Regions from separate parts of the Homo sapiens genome. Here regions 2, 3 and 4 are each linked to region 1. The links are chromatin contacts, found by Hi-C or POLR2A ChIA-PET in ENCODE. All regions are on one chromosome and are shown on one strand. Each heading gives the region's core, a stretch centred on a gene start or an enhancer-like site at or near the end of the contact. The rest is flanking DNA. Distances are from core to core; before and after follow the strand shown.

Region 1 (3,399 bases), core at 434-2,933:
TCAAGGGGATAGCATGGGGCTGAAAAAGTATAAACAGGCTTTGGGGCAAAGCAGATCCCAAAGCTTACAGCTCCCTTTTATTGATGGTATAAAATTGGGCAAATTACTTAGCTTTTTCAGTACTTGTTTCTTTTTCTTTCTTTCTTTCTTTTTTTTTATTTTTTTGAGATGGAGTCTCACTCTGTTGCCCAGGCTGGAGTGCAGTGGTGCGATCCCGGCTCACTGCAACCTCCGCCTCGCAGGTTCAAGCGATACTCCTGCCTCCGCCTCCCGAGTAGCTGGGATTACAGGCACCCGCCACCACGCCCGGCTAATTTTTGTATTTTTAGTAGAGACGGGGTTTCACCATCTTGGCCAGGCTGGTCTTGTACTCCTGACCTCGTGATCCACCCGCCTCGGCCCCGCAAAGTGCTGAGATTACAGGCGTGAGCCACTGTGACCGGCCAGTACGTGTTTCTTCGTTTTAAAAAAGTGAGTATATTTAATAAGGTGGTTGTTTACATTCAGTAAAATAGCGCATGAAAAGCATCTAACACAGGGCTTTAAACAGCAAGACTGGGCAAAACCTAAATAACATTTTCCTTATGTTGTCTTTTTTGCTACCACTTGCACCATACGATTACCCACATTTCCTGTCCCCTCCAGTGCAGCTTCCTGGAGACACTTCACACGTATGCAGGACTTCTGTACATCCTACTCAGGCACAGCTGTAGGCCCTACAAAGAGGGACCATTTACTGCCTCCTGCTGTCATTGATATTCGACAAACATTTATTGAGCACCTACAATGTCCTAGTTACTGTGCTAGGCCATTTTGGGGTATAGAGAGATAAAACAGATCTTAAAGTCTTCACGACACTTAAAGATGAGAAACAGTCTCTGGGTAAATAACTATCGGAGTTCAGAAGGTGGACAGAAGTGGTGGGCGGCGAGTCTGTGTGCAGTGAGCACCTAGCGGAAGATGGCATTATTTGCAGAAGAGAGGTCCTTTAAGCCAAGTCTTGATAGATGATTTCACCACGCGGAGATTGGGAAACGAGGACAAAGATATGAGAAGATATGTTGGCCACAGAGAGCCTCTCAAAGCACTGTTAAAGCAAAGCCAATACTTAATGGGAGGAAACTCCGTTTTACTTGCGTGGAGTCTTAAGTCATTAGATGCATGCTAAACAGAACTGTAACCCTCGCGAATAAAACGGCCACAGTGACAGCAGTGGGTAACGGCAGAGCTGCAACTACTCTGACAGGGGTGACGACTTATTTGGACGACAGTTGGTGAAACATTGTAAACTCTCAGAAGCTGCCGTTTCCAGACTTTGAGTTCATTCTTGTCGAATCCCCAGCTTGTTTTCTCAGCCCGGGGTGAAATGCGCAGCCAAAAGGCCCAATGAGCGTCAAAGCGAAAGGGCAGGGGTGGTCTCTTCTGCGGATATACCTTGGCTCCTCCCAAGTCCTACGAGTTTAAACTTCGACGCACCAAACATGGCTTCTTCGCGGTTCTGCTCCTTGTTTTATTTCGCTCCCACCTTTCGGCCACACTCAACATGGCCCTAACCGAAGGTTGGCATGCCTGTGGCACTGTCTCGGGACAGTTCTCGCGAGGTTTGCCTGGGCCCGACTGCTCCCGCCCTGCCTCGCGCCGCCGCCACAGCCGCTGCCGCTGGCGCCGCTCCTCCTCCGTGTCAGTTGTTGGGCTGTAATGGCGACTGGGCCGCCCCTGACGAAGTGACTCCCGGGCCGGGGAGCGGGGCCAGACCTGCGCCAGAGAGAACTGCAGGGAGCCGCAGCTCGGGGGGTGGCTTGCCCTGAGGGAGGGGAGGCAGCCTTTCCGCCTTGTCTTCCTTCCCAGCGGACCGGCGGATCCCCGGAGCCGGTGCGAGGAGGGCACCCGGTGCGTCCCCGGAGCGGGGAGGCCAGGCCGGGCAGCCCTGGGGCCGGTCGGGGCGGCGTCACTGCACCCTCCGCCAGGCTCCGCGGGATGCACCGTGGTAGCCGAGGGCGGAGGCGACACTCTCAGGTGAGCTCCTGTAGGACCTGGCTGGGACCGCGGAGTCTCGCTCAGCCTCAACTGTCTCTGTCCGCGGTCCCGGGTCCCCGGTGGCGGCAAGAGAGGCGGGGCCGGGCGCGGAGAGTCTTGGCCCTGCTTGGCGTCCCCCTCGGGGAACCTCCCTGGGTTCTGAGGCTTTTCGGGGACCTAGGTTTCGGGTCCCACCAGTGCCTGCTGAAGACGGAATTTCCTTCCTTACGTGCCAGTGTCCTCCCGCCTCCTCCACCCCTCCTCTAGCCTGCAGAGGTAAGATACCTCTAGCCTTTGCTGCCCGGAGAAGTGTCCCTTCTTCATCTGGCGATCAGGCGTATTTGGGGAGATTCCGGGGACTGGCTCCAGTGGCAGGGATGATCAGTTTCTGTTCCTTTTCAGTGGGGATCACATTCTCAAGTATAGGGAAAACTTTGATCTACTCTAGTCTAGCGGCTGCTGAAGGTAGTTTATTCACAGATAATTTGGGGAAAGATTTAAAAGGCTTTATGTTTTGGAAGTTGTCAGTATTTTCCTCTGCCTTTTAAATGCAGCTCAACATGCTAAGTAATATTTAGCTAATGTCACAAGATATGAATTGGAATTTGCCTGGATTTTAAATATTCAGATAGAAAGTTGCACATAGGCATAGATTTTAATGTTTTAATGCAGTAGCAAATCCTTCATATGGGAAAAAACAGGTTGTCAGAAATAGTGATCAATATCCATGTACTCCACCTGATTGTTTTGTTTTGATGGTGATCCTTGTTTTGAATTTGGGGAAGTCGTTATTGTTGCCATGTTAACGATACCTCCTGCCCTGTATTTGAAGAGTTTTAAAAGAAAGACTATCTTTGGCAGAGCTAGTAACAATCTGAAAAGTTCTGTAGAAACAATGATAAAATACTAAAAGTTGCCCTCCATTCTGAAAATTTCTTCGTTTAATATATTGTTTTTAAACAAGGAAATGCACTGCTAATGACATGGAATTGTGACTTTGAGGGATTGTTAGACCCATGCTGGAAGTTGCTTCAAAGCCATGGGCGTATAATAATTAGTTTCGGTGTGCTAAATTGACAAATTTTATTTAATGTAATGAAATAAATCTGAATCATTTGAACTGTCAGTGCATTAAATTTAAGATACTGTAATCTGAAAATAAACTTCAAGCTAGAATACATTGTATATGTGGATAAATACATGTGTATCTCTGTATCTCTTCATCCTCAGTAGCAAAATTTTGTGTATGTAGAGATGGCAAGTTGTATATGTAAAAAATTTCATACGTATGTGAACATATTTCTTTGATTTTCTGAGATAAATTGGTGTGTGTGTCATGTAAGAGCGTTAATACTTAAACAGCCAACCTTCTGTGGGGCAATC
Region 2 (3,399 bases), core at 377-2,876, 8.2 Mb before region 1:
GTTACTACTTCAAGGACTCCTTCTCTTTATCTTGGGTAGAGAGGAACAATGTGAACTCAGCAAAGGGATCATGAAAACAGATTTTCTCTTATGTTACTTGTAGAAAGCTTTTAGATTTATCATTGAAAATTGCGAATTTTGAACCATATCCATTTTGACTTAATTGTATTTTAAAACAGTGGTTCTCAAAAAAGTGTGGTTCCGGGACCAACATCATCAGCATCGTGGGAACTTGTTAGAAACACAAATCCTTGGGCCTCACCACTGAACTAATGACTTAGAACAGGGGTTGGACTGGGGAATTCTGTGTTTTAACAAGTCCTCCAGGTGATTCTGACGCATGCCAGTTTGAGAATCACTTTTTTAAACCAATGTTTAAGTCCAATCTAACCTACTTAACTATTAACAGTCTACCTGGCTATCTACCTGTGGTAGTGTAGTATGTAACAGCCCACAGCACACATGCTCAATTCCAAGCCTATCTGCTCTCCGCAATCAGTATATTCCTCCTGCAATTTATCATGGTATGAAAGGCCCAGTGATACACATATTTGGTCATTTTCAAATAGTGCCTGCCAGCATAGTGGCTCACACCAGTCATCCCAGCACTTTGGTAGGGTGAGGCGAGATGATCATTTGAGCTCAGGAGTTTGAGAACAGCCCGGACAACATGGCGAAACCCCATTTCTACAAAAAAAAAAAAAAAATTAGCCAGCGGTAGTGGCGTGCTACTTGGGAGGCTGAGGTGGGAGGATCCCCTGACCCCTGGAAAGTGGAGACTGCAGTGAGCCATGACTGCACCACTGCACTCCAGTCTGGGCGACAGAGACAGACCCTGTCTGAAAAAAAAGTGCCCTTCACAGAAGCTTCCTCAGGGTATTAGCATGAGCATGTGAAAGTACAGTATGTTTATCAAACACATAAAATAAGCAGTTATAAATAACGTCAGAATAACACAAGGAGGCCAATTATCAAAATGAAAGGCTAGTTTTGCATGCTGTGCTTTGCGGAGAGAAGGAAGAGGGAGTTTTCATGTTATTACACTTTTGATAGCAGAATCCTATATTTTGGTGCAGAGGTGGCAAAATAAGGCGGGGGGTGCTGGTGCGCAGAAGCTGACAAGGTTAGAATGTGCAGCGTTTTTACGACGGACTGGCTTTACTCATTTCCTGCCTCACTTCTCTCCTATCTGTATAGGTTTTTCTTTTCGTCCTCCTCTACCAGTACGCTCCCGCCTGCCGCGCTCCGCCCTTGTGCGGCGCACGATCGGAGTCAGTGATTAAGCCGGCTCCAAGACAAAGCGGAGGCCGAGCCCAGGAAGCAAGCGCGCTCTCCGCCCCGCCTGGAGGGAGGGCCCAACCACAGCACAGCCGCGCTCACTCCTCACCCGGACGTGACCTAGTTCTCACAGAGGCCCGGCCTCTTCCGCCACAACTCCGGCCCGCGGTCCCGCCCCGTTCCGTGAATGGTCGGCCGGCCTCAGGTCAAAAAAGCGTTTAGGTGTCTGCGACGGAGCCTCCGGAGAAAGGCAAGCACGTCGCAGCCAATGAGGTGATAGAAACGCAAAGCAGCGACCAATGACTAGCTGAGTTGGGCTGGGCCGGCCGACGAATCACGAGGCTTCGCACCCGGATATGGTTATGGGCTCGGAAATCTAGTTCGGGAAAAGTGTGAGGGGCTCTTCACGTGGGGAAGGAACAGCAGGCGCGGAGGAGGGGGCAAGCGTGTGTGAGATTCAGTGGTCCATGCGTGCGTTTGTCGTGTAAGGGTCATTCCTGGGGTTTGGAGTGGGGGAACAAATCAATGTGGCTGTTTTTCCGTGGAAAGAATTCCCACTGCAGTGTCCCGGAGCCTGCGTGTGGTGGGCAAGCTCCTCAAATGGTATCTCACAGGGAATAGGGGAGTCTTGAAAACGCAGCTTCGGCAGTAGGAACATGAACCTCTTACCTAAAAGTTCCAGGGAGTTTGGCTCCGTTGACTATTGGGAGAAGTTCTTCCAGCAGCGAGGAAAGAAAGCTTTCGAGTGGTATGGAACCTACCTGGAACTGTGCGGGGTGCTACATAAATATATCAAGCCCAGGGAAAAGGTGAGGAGCGCGGGTTGGTAGCCCTTCGTACGTGCTCCGGAAGGTGGGAACTGGTAACAGGAATCTTGCACTTGGTGGACAGTGACAGGCGGGAGGACCCTAGTTGGACGCATATTTCAGCATTTCCTGCATTGTTCCTGCTAAAAGACAAACTAGAATATTCTTTCAGGCCGGGCGCAGTGGCTCACACCTGTAATCCGAACACTTTGGGAGACCGAGGTGGGAGGATCGCTTGAGCCCTGGAGTTAAAGACCAGCCTGGGGAACATGAGACCTCGTCTCTACAAAAAATGAAAAAATTAGCCGGGCGTGGTGGCGCGCATCTGTATTTCCAGCTACTCGGGAGGCTTAGGCGGGAGGATCGCTTGAGCCCAGGAGGTCGAGGCTGCAGTGAGCCATGATCACGCCACTGCACTCCAGCCTGGGTGACAGAGTGAGACCCTGTCTAAAAAAAAAAACATTTCTTTAAAGGTTTTCAGATAATAGACCTCCCACCCCAGCTCATTCTTGGATTAATAACCCTACTTGAAGAGTGACTTCCCATCTTGAAAGTATGTTCTTCTGTCACTGTGCATTCCTGTGCAACCTGCAGCAGGTGTGACTTTGTGTATGAATTTGTTTTTCAAATAGTCGTTGAGTGCGCCCCAAGTTTCAGGCACTGCTCAGTCCTTAAACTATAAGAGCATTAAGACGTAAACCCTGCACATGTTCCAGAAGTGAAACGTGATAAGTACAACAATGGGTTTGGTATAGGTGAGATTGTACTGGAGGTAGGGAAGGAGGAAGGTAGAAAACTTAACATTTGTGGGGAAGCTTTATGTGCCAAGCCTTATGTTGGGTGCTGTGTATGTGCATGTGCAATCTTTGAATTCTCATCATAAATTCAGGTGAGTGGCCATGCATACATTTTACAGATGAGGAAACTGAGGCCCCGAGAGCCACTTTTTTTTTTTTTTTTGCCCAAGATCATGTCCAGGTGGTCATGTGGGGATTTAAACTCAGGCCTGTCTGGCTCCAGAGCATATGCACATCTCTTTGTACCATGCTTTTCCAAAGATGGCAATATCAGAATTTCTAAGTTTGAATGGGAGATTGCTCCCTGGAGAGGGAGACAACAATCTGAATTTTAAGTTCGGCTTCAGAAGATAGCCAAATATCATGAGATGGAATCCGTGATGGAAGTAAGATTTGAATCCTCACAAAGTGTACTTTATTGTCTAAAGGAGCCAAAGGCATGAGTAGAGTGAGGAAATAGGGTTATTCCTGGCCTAGGATTTCAACTGTAACTCTATATTTGGATTCTCTGACTTCCT
Region 3 (3,399 bases), core at 358-2,857, 5.4 Mb after region 1:
AGACAGAAGACCACGACACACTCAACGAACAGCTTGATGCCAAGGTGTTCTAACGCTCCATCACTGCACGCTCCATCACAAAAATGCGCCCTTTTGGACATCTGATTTCTCCTTGAAATGTCAGCTGTCTCAAACCAATAGATATGTCCACTACCTATTGGGGGAAAAAGTAAATGTAGTTCTCAAGTAGTGGTTCAAGTTACCCTAGGTTCAACCCTCAGCCTGATACCTTCCTATCATCAAGAGCTTATAATCAGAGACACTTAACCAAAAGCGTGGAGGGACGGAAAAAGAGCAAATCTTGCCACTGATTTCTTTCATAAAAAAGAAAGAGCGTCCCAGGCCTTCCTCCTCGCGCAGCCAGGCCGGCGCCCACTCCGCAGGCTGCGAGGCGAGGCCCCCAGCACCCGCACACCCCCGCCCCGGATTGGCCAGCCCCGCAGTCACTCAGTACCGACACGTCAGGGCAGCCGCTCCCTCCCTCCTCCCGCCCCCTTCTCCCCGCGCTTGGCAAGAAAAGCGGGCAACGTGGAGCGGGAACAAAGGACCCCGCGGCCCACGGCGATCGGGGACTCCGTGCCACCCTACTCCAGGCCCGGGGCTGGCTGCCCGCCCACACGAGCCGAGTCTCGAGAGCTCTTCCAGAAGAGAATCCCAAACCCCAGGCAAACCCGAGGCGAGGCGTCCGTTCCTGACAGCAAGAACGGGGAGTCCCGCGCCCTCCTTCCGGCGGGTCATCCCCGCCCGCGGCGCCCTAACCCAGGCCCCCCAAAACCCTTCGAACAAAAAACTCTTGTTCCTCCCAGCCTGCCTCACCCGCGCCAGTGTAGCAAAGGGGCTCCAGCCTCCGCGCTCTCCGAGGCGACCGGCGCCCGCTCTCGGCCGCCAACGCAACTTGGCAACCATGGCAGCGCTGGAGCGCGGGCCCAGCGCGGCGCGGGCTTCACGTCCCAGAGGGCGGCGGCGGCCGCTTGGGGCTGCCTCCCCTGATGAGGACACCGCTTCCGCGCCTCCCACCCTCTTCCCATCCGCCGGCGCCATCCCTTCTTCTCGGATTCTAGCCGCGCCGTCTCCCTCATCTGTCGTTCGTAGAACCAGCGCGTATTACCTGGTTCATCTCTGAAGAGATGGAAACATTCATTTCTAGAGCTTCGATGGGAAGCAGGAGGAAGCGGGCGGGAATCGGCCCAACGGAAAGCGCCAGAAGGCGGCGGAAGACGGGAGCGGTCAAGTAGAAGGACGAGGGGCCAGTCCGTGGAGACTGAAAGGAAGGGGGAGCGCCACCGAGAACTCGCGGGAACTCGCTCGCTCGCCGATACAGCCGCGCCGAAGCAGCAGGCGGAGAAACTGCGCCCAGCAGCTCTGAGCGACCGACCTCCACGCGCGACCGGGAGACACTGCCTCCGCCGCCGCCGACCGCTCGCGCCGCACCCCCTCGCACGTCACCACGTGCGCTGCCGCCGCCGACGCCTCCCAGCCCGCTTCCGTCTCGAATCCATCTGCAAATCACAGGCGAGCTCCATAAAGATCCCACTCTAAGCCCCGCCCCACCCGCGGCCCCGCCCACATCCCGCCCCGCCTTCCTCCCTGGTCTACTGGGGTTCCTTCCTTCTCGGTGTAACTAGGTCAGCGCAAGGTGATCCTGAGGAGATAGGCGGCGCTCGGGGGGCGCCCTCGTTCCTCTTATCGCGCCTTTGTCCCTCCCTCCGTTCCTTGCCCCGCACCCTCACTTTCGCCGCCCTGTGCGTTGCCTGTCCCGGAACTGGTTCCCTCAAGCCGCCCTCACCTGTTCTGACTTCCCCTCGAGGCACAATAGCCTGAGAGATCAGACGTGGGAGATTAGATTGCTCGGCGTCAGACCTACTTCTAGGCAACCCCCCCTAGACTGGAGCTGCTCGTCGTGGACATTAGGATCTAGTTGGGCATGAGCCCTTAACTTAAGGGTCGGGGGGGAAGTGGCGGGTGCGGAGAGGAGGCGTGGAGAGTGTGAGGAAGAAGAGAGGCACTCTGAGAAGAAGTCGAACAACTAACCCCTCATTTGGCCTGGTTTGGGTGAGAAGATTGAGTCACTTGGGGAAAAAAATATTGGAGAAGTCAGAGAAGGTGTAAATCAGTGGTGCCACAAACACCAGTTTACTTCCACTTTTCACCCCCCGGGTCTGTTTTGTCTGCGTGCAGCTCTCCTCGTGTCGGAGACGCTGAGTCAGTTCTCTACTGGTCTTGCCCTCTTCCGGAAAAAGAAAACACACCTGAGAAGTGGTAGTTCCTATCCTAACCTACTGGGGCCCTTTATACCAGGTGCCAAACTTCATTATCCACCCCACCACCTTGCCCGGGAGGGAGATCTGTGAAAGCGAAACGTGATTTAAGCTGGGATCTGGCAGCAACTTCGTGGACTCTGAAGGGCACGTGGGAAAGGAGTTTTGATTGAAGGTGAGGGATTTAGTGAGGTAAAATTATATCCAAATTAGAGTTTGGTAAAGGCTTCCAGGTTAATGTCCTGTTAACGCTTATCCTGATTTGTGGAGGACACTTAAGCTGTCTAGGCCTAACCTTGTGTTTGATCACTCACCTTAATTTGTAGACATTCTAGGAGCTCTTTGTCAATGCCTCTTACCATTTTTATCATTAACTATTTATGCTTATAGAAGCAGGAAAAATAAATTGTGGGAGCCTTCATCTGCAATAGGTTTACAACTTTTTTTCTAAAATCTTGAGGCAAGGAGACTTATTCCCCCGCCCCTTTTTTTCTCACAGATTTCTTGTATGTCTCCCTCGCCCCGCCCGCACCCCGTCCCCCCGCCCCCGGACAATTAATTGTAGGAGGAAACAAGAACTAAGATGTCTATTCGAGTGATTTTTTATATCTTTCTTAAGGAGAAAAAGACTGACATTTGACACTGTGCTCTTGTTTTGTCTTGCTGATAATAACTGACAGCAATGTTTACTTTTCTTACAAATGAAACTATCAGGGTACGTACTTTTAAGCTCTTTAATACAATGGGTTTCATCCTTCCAGTGGGAGAGTATGAATTGCCCACTCTGCGTAGACACATGACTGCTGGCCTGTTGGACACATGGTCACACTTGCTATACTCTAAATAGTGTCTTTGTGACCTGAAACAGTCAACACTTTTCTTAAAGCTACAGTGTGCCCACACTCATTGTATTTTTGCTTTGTATGGAATTTCAAATTTACTTATTACCTTCTCTATGAATAATAGCATAACTTATGCATTCCATTTATGCCTTTCAGGGAACCTGATGGTTAATTTCTACCTCTTAAAGTAACACATTATGTTGTAAGATTTTGCTCTTAATATAGCAGTCCCCCTTATCCTTGGTTTCACTTTCCAAGATTTTGTCAACCATGGCCCAAAAATGTTACATCACTACTCT
Region 4 (3,399 bases), core at 622-3,121, 5.2 Mb after region 1:
AGGAGGCTACTTAGGAGGGTGGAACCCTCTCAGCTCCCCATGCCTCCCCGATCCCTACCCACTGTAGTTGAAGAAACAACTGGCCTTATTTTGTACCTACAAGCTCTGATCTTATATAATGAGAAGGGGCTTACCTGAAGCATTCTGACTTTTGTCTTTCCTGTGATTAGCCCTACTCTGAAATCTATAACAATTTGTATGTTGTTTCAAAACTGCAAAATAATCCTATCTATAACTATCTAACCTTTTATAAATATTAAACTCAAAACTGGCCTAGAAGTAGAAAAAATAATGAATTAAAGATTATTTTAAGTTCCAATTCAGAAAGCACATAAAGGTCAACTTATGACCACAAACTAAATGTTAAAAGAACTTAAATTATGTCTTTCTTAGACCTTACATTTTAAAATGTTAGAAGATCCTTAAGAAAGTGTTACTCATCAGTCTTTTAAATTCCTATATGGTCCAATAAACCACCACTTAGAAAACATGCAGGCACATTCAGAAGCACAATAATATGGGCCATTAATTCTCAACAGTCTATTTCTGATGGAATGGAGTACAAAACTCAATTGGTATTTATGTATGGGGGAAAACATCCGTAAATTTAGTCGACTCTTTCCTAAACTACTACTCAGCCTCAAAATCTTTTCGGAGGCAAGCTGCTAGCGGGGGAAAAGAAAACTGAAATGAGAAAAACTCATCTCCTTGTGGCTGTCGAAGCAGAAAAGCTAGTTGACAGTAATGGTTTAGAAATGTTGGCAGCTAGGATCTACTACCGTAAACAGGTTGCCTCGGTTACTATGTCACATTTGAAAGAACTTAGTTAACCATGGCAGACTGGACTGCGGGAAACTACCAAATTATGTGTAACTTCCTATTTTTGTACCTTAAAAAGACTCCCTTTTAAGAAAAAGCCCTTAACCTCATTATTTCCTTCTATCTGCAGCATTCCTGCTCTCCGCATATCCCTCACCGTGACATCCTCGAGGCTTATGAAGATGCCGTCTCCCATTCTGTAACCCTGCTTTAGCCGCTACACGGGCCCCTCTTTCCTCCCCACCATTTTCCTAAACCTGCCTTGCCCCATAAAAACCATCCCGGTGAAGGGCCTCCCCTACTTCCCAGCAAGGCGCACTTTCTCTCTTCTGCAGCAGAAAGATCTGGGCCTTCTGCACTTACTGCTTTTAGCCTCCTCAGGGGCAGAGGCTAGGGACGGGGACAGGGCCGGAGCCTGGGCCAGGGCAGGGGCTGGGGCTGGAGCCGAGGCCGGAGTCGGAGCCGAGTCCAGAGCCGAATCCGGGGCCGGAGCTGGGACCCCAGCCGAGTCCCGGGCCGGGGTCGGGACCTGGACCTGGGCCACCTCCACCTCCTCCTTCTCCAGGGGCAGCAGCTCCTCCTCCGCCATATTCTCCATAGTTACCGCCTCCGTGCCAAGCCCGCCCGGGGACCCGGAGCGGGGCTCACGGCGGGGTCAGAGAACTGACGTGAATGCCCACAGGGCTGGATCCAAGGAGTGGGGAAGCAAGTGGGGAGGGCGGGATGCGTGCAACAGACAAAAGATGAAGAACCAGTGACCAAATCCTGTTAGTAGAAAACAGAAAGCCAGAGGCAGCGATTCCAGATGCCCGTCCGCTTCCCTTTCCCCGAGGCGTTACGACGCCACCACAAACTGCGCAGAAGCGTACTGGGGACGGCGTCCAATTGGGTAAGAGGGTTCGGTTTCTACGGTGCGTCTCCGGCCCACCGGCCAACCACCAAACCGAACAAAGACTACAGCACCCAGGATACACTGCGCAGTCTGGGGGCGGGGCCGGAGTTCAAGCCTCGGAGGAAGTAAATGCAAATCTAAGCGAGCGCTGTGGGGCGGTGAGTAGGTAGTGCGGATGCGGGCGCAGAACTACGTTTCCCAGCAGGCATACAGTTGGTGGGGCGGGGTGTGTGTGTGTGTTGGGAGGCGGGGGTCCCTCTCCTTTGGCTTGGGGCTCCGGAGTTGCCACTGCCGCCGGCGCTGGTAAGGTAGGAACTGCGGGGTGCGTTGACGTTTTGCTGGGCAGGTTCCCCCTCGTCCCCCGCCCCAAGTATACTGGCGGGCGGGCGGCCGGCCGGACTGGGGACTCAGGAGTCACACGGACCTGGGCGGGGCGACTCTGTGGGCGGGTCCGGGGACGAGCCAGCTCCGTGGAGGGTGTGGTTCTGGCCCGGCTTGCCTCCGGGGCTGCCCCTTGCCCGGTGTTGGGGTCTGGTCGGTTCGTGCGGAGCCCGCGGGCCCGCGGCGGTTTACTAGCAGCTGACGAGCTTGCCTGTCCATCCAGCTGACTTGGAATTAGGGTCTGTTCTTCATTTCGCACCCTCACCTACACCGTGACCCGAACACTCTTTTCCTTTGTTTTTATTTTTGCTTTAGTCTTCATGTTGCCAGTATCAGCAGTTCTGCGGTGTGGCCAGTGGATAGAAATTAGTTGTTTTGCTCTATTTTGCTTTGTTTTCAGGCTTTTAATAACCAGAGCTCTGAGTGGGTAGAGCTTCGGGGCATTTAATTTTGATGCGTTTCAGATCCCCAAAACATATGCTAGCGAGTCCCCTGTCCCCCGTACTTCTCTCCCCTTCACTCTTAGTGCCTACTTGACATTCGAGCCTTTCTTGTTTCTTTCTTCTGTCCCCCCGCGATAAATCCACTGGGACAGAAAGGAGAAAAACGTGAACTTTCTGGCTGCCCTGCTTGGGCTTGGTCCGAACCTTCTAGGCATCAGGGCAGGAGAGGGAAGCCCAATTTAGTCTCAAGAACAAGACGCGCGCTTCCAGTTAGCTTTTCTTAGTTAATTAAGTTGATAAACGCCAATCTTCTTGGTCTATTTGTTTCCTACTTGTTTCAGAACCCCGGGGAAGAGATAGCATGATTATTTGGCACTTTGAAGCACTAACTGGAAATTAACTCCTCCCCCTATAGTTAAGAAGTATATATCTGGAGGGGTGTGTGTGTGTGTTTAACCTCTCCCCAGTTTAATGGGAACAGATTATCCCTGTGGAGCTTCTGTGAGTTATAGTCCTAAATCCCTTTTACTGATCGTCCCGTACAGCTTTTATCTAGTATTCCTGAATGTGTAGTTGACTCATGGCTCAACAGTCAATTAAAAATGGGATAACACTGACTATAACTTACAGAAATGCTAACTATATCTGTGCATCATCCAATAATTCTTGTTCTCATTTCTTTTTTTTTTTTTTACTGTCGTTCATGATGATTTTTTATTTCTAAATGACTAGATGGTTAACTGAAAGCTAGATTCAGTATGTTAATGTCATTTAACACCAGCTGGAAACCAGATTAAAAGGGTCAGATTTTAGTGTCTGGATTCTGTGGGAATTTTTGTAAGAATTTCTAAGCATGGTCTGTGC

What was found. Hi-C counts contacts between places; a loop is a spot of excess contacts on that map. ChIA-PET counts read pairs that join two places held with the same protein, here RNA polymerase II (POLR2A). Pooled maps may share reads with other maps.
Region 2: a loop to region 1 is called in a pooled map, with 18 times the contacts of the local background. The contact joins the promoter of METTL13 here to the promoter of CEP350 in region 1. A Hi-C loop is called at or near these places in 2 of 50 pooled maps.
Region 3: a loop to region 1 is called in a map of B cell, with 14 times the contacts of the local background. The contact joins the promoter of CBSLR here to the promoter of CEP350 in region 1. A Hi-C loop is called at or near these places in 1 of 168 maps with a recorded cell type or tissue (B cell), 1 of 37 single-sample maps with no recorded cell type and 8 of 50 pooled maps.
Region 4: a loop to region 1 is called in a map of B cell, with 9 times the contacts of the local background. The contact joins the promoter of SWT1 here to the promoter of CEP350 in region 1. A Hi-C loop is called at or near these places in 3 of 168 maps with a recorded cell type or tissue (B cell, CD4-positive, alpha-beta memory T cell and naive thymus-derived CD4-positive, alpha-beta T cell), 1 of 37 single-sample maps with no recorded cell type and 9 of 50 pooled maps. POLR2A ChIA-PET finds 5 or more read pairs at or near these places in 1 of 52 experiments (CD8-positive, alpha-beta memory T cell).

The regions. Positions count from the first base shown.
Region 1 is chr1:179,953,127-179,956,525 of GRCh38, forward strand. CEP350 (centrosomal protein 350) reads left to right here and starts at 1,684. Exons shown (of 38, transcript NM_014810.5): 1 at 1,684-2,016. RefSeq lists an enhancer at 1,380-1,881 and a silencer at 1,669-2,118.
Region 2 is chr1:171,780,034-171,783,432 of GRCh38, forward strand. METTL13 (methyltransferase 13, eEF1A N-terminus and K55) reads left to right here and starts at 1,627. Exons shown (of 8, transcript NM_015935.5): 1 at 1,627-2,087. The coding sequence starts at 1,935. RefSeq lists enhancers at 1,316-1,610, 1,440-1,973.
Region 3 is chr1:185,315,845-185,319,243 of GRCh38, forward strand. It overlaps CBSLR (CBS mRNA stabilizing lncRNA), which reads left to right and starts at 1,608. Exons shown (of 4, transcript XR_007066771.1): 1 at 1,608-2,433. IVNS1ABP (influenza virus NS1A binding protein) reads right to left here and starts at 1,399. Exons shown (of 15, transcript NM_006469.5): 1 at 1,109-1,399. RefSeq lists enhancers at 725-1,338, 1,988-2,087, 2,338-2,417 and silencers at 828-887, 1,348-1,657.
Region 4 is chr1:185,155,296-185,158,694 of GRCh38, forward strand. It overlaps SWT1 (SWT1 RNA endoribonuclease homolog), which reads left to right and starts at 1,872. Exons shown (of 19, transcript NM_017673.7): 1 at 1,872-2,019. TRMT1L (tRNA methyltransferase 1L) reads right to left here and starts at 1,658. Exons shown (of 15, transcript NM_030934.5): 1 at 1,183-1,658. The coding sequence starts at 1,417. RefSeq lists enhancers at 746-1,651, 1,495-1,604 and silencers at 1,155-1,404, 2,145-2,264.